2 separate regions of the Homo sapiens genome follow, and region 1 is linked to region 2. The links are chromatin contacts, found by Hi-C or POLR2A ChIA-PET in ENCODE. All regions are on one chromosome and are shown on one strand. Each heading gives the region's core, a stretch centred on a gene start or an enhancer-like site at or near the end of the contact. The rest is flanking DNA. Distances are from core to core; before and after follow the strand shown.

Evidence for each region. Hi-C counts contacts between places; a loop is a spot of excess contacts on that map. ChIA-PET counts read pairs that join two places held with the same protein, here RNA polymerase II (POLR2A). Pooled maps may share reads with other maps.
Region 1: a map of heart left ventricle shows a loop between it and region 2 (10-fold over the local background). The contact joins two enhancer-like sites. A Hi-C loop is called at or near these places in 2 of 168 maps with a recorded cell type or tissue (cardiac septum and heart left ventricle) and 7 of 50 pooled maps. POLR2A ChIA-PET finds 5 or more read pairs at or near these places in 1 of 52 experiments (activated CD8-positive, alpha-beta memory T cell).

Annotation. Positions count from the first base shown.
Region 1 is chr7:132,205,844-132,208,631 of GRCh38, forward strand. All of the region lies in intron 10 of PLXNA4 (plexin A4), which reads right to left. Among named protein-coding and RNA genes, the nearest start is that of PLXNA4-AS2, 54 kb to the right of the region's middle. Within about 2 kb of position 1,524, at least 3 of the 41 ENCODE cell types and tissues checked have a DNase peak (open chromatin) inside an H3K27ac peak, as active enhancers do; they include heart left ventricle, where a contact is called at or near this core.
Region 2 is chr7:132,065,546-132,068,245 of GRCh38, forward strand. No RefSeq gene overlaps it. Among named protein-coding and RNA genes, the nearest start is that of PLXNA4-AS2, 190 kb to the right of the region's middle. Within about 2 kb of position 1,311, at least 16 of the 41 ENCODE cell types and tissues checked have a DNase peak (open chromatin) inside an H3K27ac peak, as active enhancers do; they include heart left ventricle, where a contact is called at or near this core.

The sequences.
Region 1 (2,788 bases), core at 274-2,773, 140 kb after region 2:
GGTGACCAGGAGTGTTAGTCAAAAATCAATAAATCCTCATGCCCCCTCTCAGGAAGGACCTGACATCCCACAGAAAGGAAGGCAAAGAATCCTACATACATATGCATGTGAGCATCTGTGTACTCAAACGTGTTTATGTGCATGCTGACTTGAGGAGACGTTAGCACACATCTCCATGTTATCTGTATGTCCATAAGTGCACACACACGCATAGACACACAGACACACACAGTTCCACAAAGTGGTTCTGCCAGTGACCAGCTGTGTGAAATGAGCAGATAATCCAAGTCTTAGTTTCCCCATTGGTAAAGTGGGAATTCAAAGCAGTACACATCTCCTTGGATTGGCATAAGGATTCAAGATCATGCACAGCATGCTCCGAGCATAGTATCTGTCATATAGTCTAAGCGCTCAAATGTGATTGCGTATTTTAGTCTATGTGCATGCAGTTGGGGATGCTATGCAAAACTATATTCGTGTTGCCTATGTTTATGTTTGTGCAGAAAAATAATAGCAGCCATGCATTGAGTGTTTCTGTGCCAGACCCTTAATATGTATGGGGATGTATACATATGAGAACGCTTATGTTTTCTGGTGTGTGTGTGTGTGTGTGTGTGTGTGTGTGTGTGCGCATGTGTGCAAGCATAAATTTTCTCTTTGAAGAAATTGAAAATAAAAAAGACATTAGGATCACATGTGCTGGGCATTTCTTTCTCTTTCTCTCCCCCAATCCTGGGATCTAATGACTATTAGAGAAATCGTTAACCCCATGTGCTCCCCCTCAGCCCCGCTCTGTCTCTAGGGAAGTTTCCATTGTTCCTGGAGGCTCTCTCTCCTGTGGATGACCTGCAACGTGCCTGGGGCAGGGTAGGGGAAAGGGGTGGGCATGGCAGATGGAGCCTCTCTGCCTCTGCAGACAGCTGGGAGCCTGGACCACGGGCTCCCGTCCCCCAGGATCGCCCTATCTCCACTCCACTTAGCATTTATATAGCTCTCTGTAATCAGCAGGCAGTTAATCTGCACAAAGCTCAGAGCCCAGGGAGGACAGGCTCCAGGCTCCTGGAGGCCGGGAGGTTAAGTGTCTCAATCAAGGTCTGGCACACCATGCGGGGCTAATGGATGACTTTCCCCATTACCTTGGGAAAGTGTGAACCTCAGCTTCTACTTCTAAAGCAAAAATGAGACCTCGATATAACTGAGACATTCTTTCCTCCAGCCAGTCCCTTGTCCCAAGATCTGAGATATTTTGCCGGAAAGTTCTGCCATTTGGGCAAACAAATCTCAACAACCTAATGCCACACAAGAAGCTGGTATGTACACTGTGTCCATCTCTAGTCCAGAGGGCTCTGCTGACCCCTTTTCAGCCATGTCCCAGTAAAGTAGAAAGGGGACAAGTTCTCTTCCTATTGCTTCCCTATCCCTGTTTTGCACGTGGTAAATGACGGTGCCAAGAGAAAACCAGAGGCCAGCATGAGTCCGCGGAAGCTGGGCCTGGCCCCGGCCCTCACGACCAGCACTTCAGCCAGCCAGATGCCCTTTGCAGCCCCCTCACTGGCATGATTGGCAGCCTCCGAGAGCTGGTGGCCACGCACTATTATTAGCAGCACTTGACATTTTCCTAGAGCATTGGTCTAAAGTAGGCCATGAATACCCACAGTTGCTTCCCCTCCACTGCTGCCTGTGAGTCTGCCCTGTCCTCCTCCCACCAGCTCCTGGGGGCTGCAGCCATTGGCTCAAGGCCTGTCCCCGCATAATGGGGTTGGAAATGGCTCCACCACCCCAACCCAGTGTCACTCCCACACTGAATTTTCTTCTTTTTTCTCTGCTCTCCTTTGAGACCAATTTATCACCCACCTCCTTCTGCCATCACAAACTCATGGATTTCTTTGTTAGATCCCTTGTCCAAGGCTGTTTCCAATTGTTCATGGATTTAGGAAATGAAAAAATTTGTCCTTCCACACAATCCTCTTTGAGGCTGATCAGACTGTACTCCCAGGAATAACACCAAAGCTGGGGTAGAAAGTGCCCTTCGCTGCTGTTCTTTGCTCAACCTTTGATTAGGGGATGTGTTATGAAACTGGATTCAAGTTCTGAATTTGTGCCTTACTTGCTGTGTGATCTGGAGATGGTCACTTGCCCTCTCTGGGCCTTGGAGACCTCATCTGTAACAGGATTAAGTAGATACCCTCTCAGGTCTATTCTTGTCTGATGGTACCCTGTTTTCTGTAACTATGGTGGGGGTGGGTTGCCCCGATCATGACCCCAAAGATATTTGATGGAAATTGCTTGATGGTAAGAAGCAACCTGACCCAGACCAGCATTTAAACTGGGATTCCACTGCCCCCCATGAAAAGAGAGGCTCCCAGGAAATGTCAGAGCTGAGCCCTCCTGAACCATGTGATTCCAGTGTGTCCTAGTAAGCAAAGGGCTGCATTCTACTGTCTGAGGGGCACACCTTCTGTTGCCTCAGTTTCTTTCTTAGACTTTAAAATGGTAGAGAAATCACCTCTCCTACAACTAATGGTGTCAAAATTAAAAAGTCATGGAGGCAAAGTCAGCTGAGCTGCTTTGGAAGCAGTGACCTGGGGGGCACCCAGACCTGGCCCATGGTGGATGGAGAGGCTGCAGCTCTGAACTCCAGAGGGCCAGAGCGCAGCAGGAGCCCTCCTCAGGTCCTGAGTTGGGGGCAGGGCATGAGCCAGGAGCTTCAACATCAGGTTCTCTTCTTGGTGAAGGGAGCCGCAGCTTCCAGGCCTCCAGCTCCAATGCCAACAGGGGCTGGAAGTAG
Region 2 (2,700 bases), core at 61-2,560:
AGAGATGTTAAGGCAATTCTGGCAAAGCAAGCGCTAATAAAGTGCTGGGAACTTCCCCATCTCTGCCTCTTGAGGGAACTGAGCATGCTCTGAAGGGCATGGCCAGGTTTGCCTTTGGTGGAGGAACCAGAGGCTTGGTTTGGTCTTGGGGCAGGCTGGGCAAAATCGCTGAGTATGAGTGTTTCCTCCTGAGCATCCTCGGGGAGGGGAGCCCCTCCCTTCTCTACATCCTCCCCCACTGGCTCCTTCATTTCCGGGCACTTTGCCTTCTTATTTCTGTTCTCTCCTCTGAACCAGAGAAAGAAAGATGATTAAACGCTTCTGCTATGTGGATGCCCATGACTCACTGGCAGGAATGGCCTCTCCAGGCAGGCTGTGCTTTCTGTCTCCTTCCCTCATTTCACCCTCCACTTTCCCCTCCCCTGCCTTGCCCCTTGCATCAAAATGAAGTCATGTAAGACCAATTCAAATTGATTTCTCTTTTCCTTCTATTAGAATATCAGCTCCATAAAATCAGGATAAGAATTTGTGGTCTGGAGTCTGAAGACAGGGATTGGAGTCCTGGCTTTTCTGCCCACTAGGTGTGGTTTTGAGTGGTTATTTACCTTCCATAAGTCTTTGTTTATTTGGTCATAAAATAGGGAAAATGATAGAGCCAGCCTTTCAGGGTTATTGTGGGGATCAGCGGAAATAATATTAAGTGTGAACTGGTATTGTCTGTAACACATAGTGCATGCCATGAGCCAGGCACCATGGGGATCAGACTGGAATTCGCTCCAGTGTGTAACAGGCAGATCCAGTGACAAAGAAGGAGAGAAATAAGCCAGCCTTGGTACCATCAAAGGAGCACCCAGCCTTCCCCCTGTGCCCCACTGAGCAAATGGCTAATACCACATAGCACAGGCCAGGGGGACAGATGCCTTTGTATGGAAGAGCTAGTACTGGTAGCCAGGGACCTGGCCACACGGGGAGGCACAATTGAATTTTTCCCTTCCATCTGACAGTTCAGGACTGGATGTTACTTTCCAAATGAAAGCGGTTCTGGAAGGTCGTTGGGAACAGTGAATTGTGATTATGCTGGCACATTTTTAATTCTGTCTCATTACAGCTGCTGTTAAGGCTGCATTATAATAATTGCTTTAGTTCTGCTTTGGTATTTGCAGGCTCCTTTAATGTAGCTGTAATCTATGTGTATATTAAAGTAAGCAGAGCCAAAGAGCAGGGGCAGCCTTATTAGACTGGAGAAATGCATGTTGGGGGTGGCGGTGAAGCAGACAGGCAGACGGGAGCAGGGTCCTGGCGGGGGAACCTCGGGACAGCATGCGGAGTGGAAGTTCTGGCCTCAGGCCCAATGCAGACTCACGCTGTGACTTTGAGCAAGTTGAAGCTGCCTGTCTCAGCTCTCCCATCCATTATATGAGTTACAAAGTCTGTCTTGGAGGTGCTTAAAAGTTCTTAGGAGAAAAACCGTTACTGGCAAAGAGCCCAGGGAGATGGCTGCATTGGGCCCTCAGAGCAGCCAGAGTGGAGCCCAGCAGGAGCCTCCTCGGCCGCCCACGGTGGAGCAGCCAGGCGACCCCTCGGCAAGGGACAGTCATCAAATAAATGGCATGCAGACACCCCCAATTCCCAGGGAAAATTTGGCTCTGGTCTTCCTGCGATCACTCCCTGTTCTGGTTTCTTCTTTAAAATTCGGTTTGTTTGAACTGTTGCCACTCCCTGCACGGTCCTGTACACACAGCATTTCAGCCACTTGATGGAGGTCTTACTGCTGTCCTTGAATACTATGGCTCTCCTTTTTCCCCTTCAAGGGCAGTGGGTGTCAGTTTCAAGGACAGAATGCAAGGGCTGTCCTGGACCAGACCACTCACCAAGTACTCACTATGAACGGCATTCACCTCCTAGCTGTTATTTTGGGATAGGAATTCATATTGTGCTCACACCAGTCATATGAGCTAAGTAGCAGTATCATCTCCTTTATTTTATTTTAGTTTTTGAGACAAAGTCTTGCTCTGTCACTCAAGCTGGAGTGCAGTGGCGTGATCTCAGCTCACTGCAACCTCCACCTCCCAGGTTCAAGCAATTCTCCTGCCTCATCCTCCCAAATAGCTGGGACTGACTATAGCTGCACCACTACACCTGGCTAATTTTTTTTGGTCTTTTTAGTAGATACAGGGTTTCACTATGTTGGCCAGGCTGGTCTTGAACTCCAGGCCTCAAGGGATCTGCCAGCCTTGGCTTCCCAAAGTGCTAGGATTACAGGTGTGAACCACTGTGCCTGGCCTCATGTTCTTTATAGATGAGTGAACTGAGGCCAGTGAAGTCCCACATACCTAGTGAGTGGCAGAGCTAGACATGGAGCCCAGACCATGCAGAGGCTGACCCACGATTTTAGCACTACCTCAGGCTGCCTCCCCCTCGTCCTCTCTCCCTCCTCAAGAATCATCCATTTTTCTGTGCTGATTCAGAGCTCGCCACTGAATTCAGATTGGTCTGGGGATCAGTGGAAGGATCAGAAGGTTCTCTCAGGACCAGAGACACAGGCCTGGGTAGATGCATGGGAAGAGACCACGGCCAAAGTGTGGACAAGGGCAAATCAGAGCCATTGAACAAAACGTGTCTTTGGCTCCTCAGCTCTCCCAAATGATGCCTTTGCCTTGTAACAGTGGGTGTTGCAAAGGGAGTGAGAATGAGGCAGAA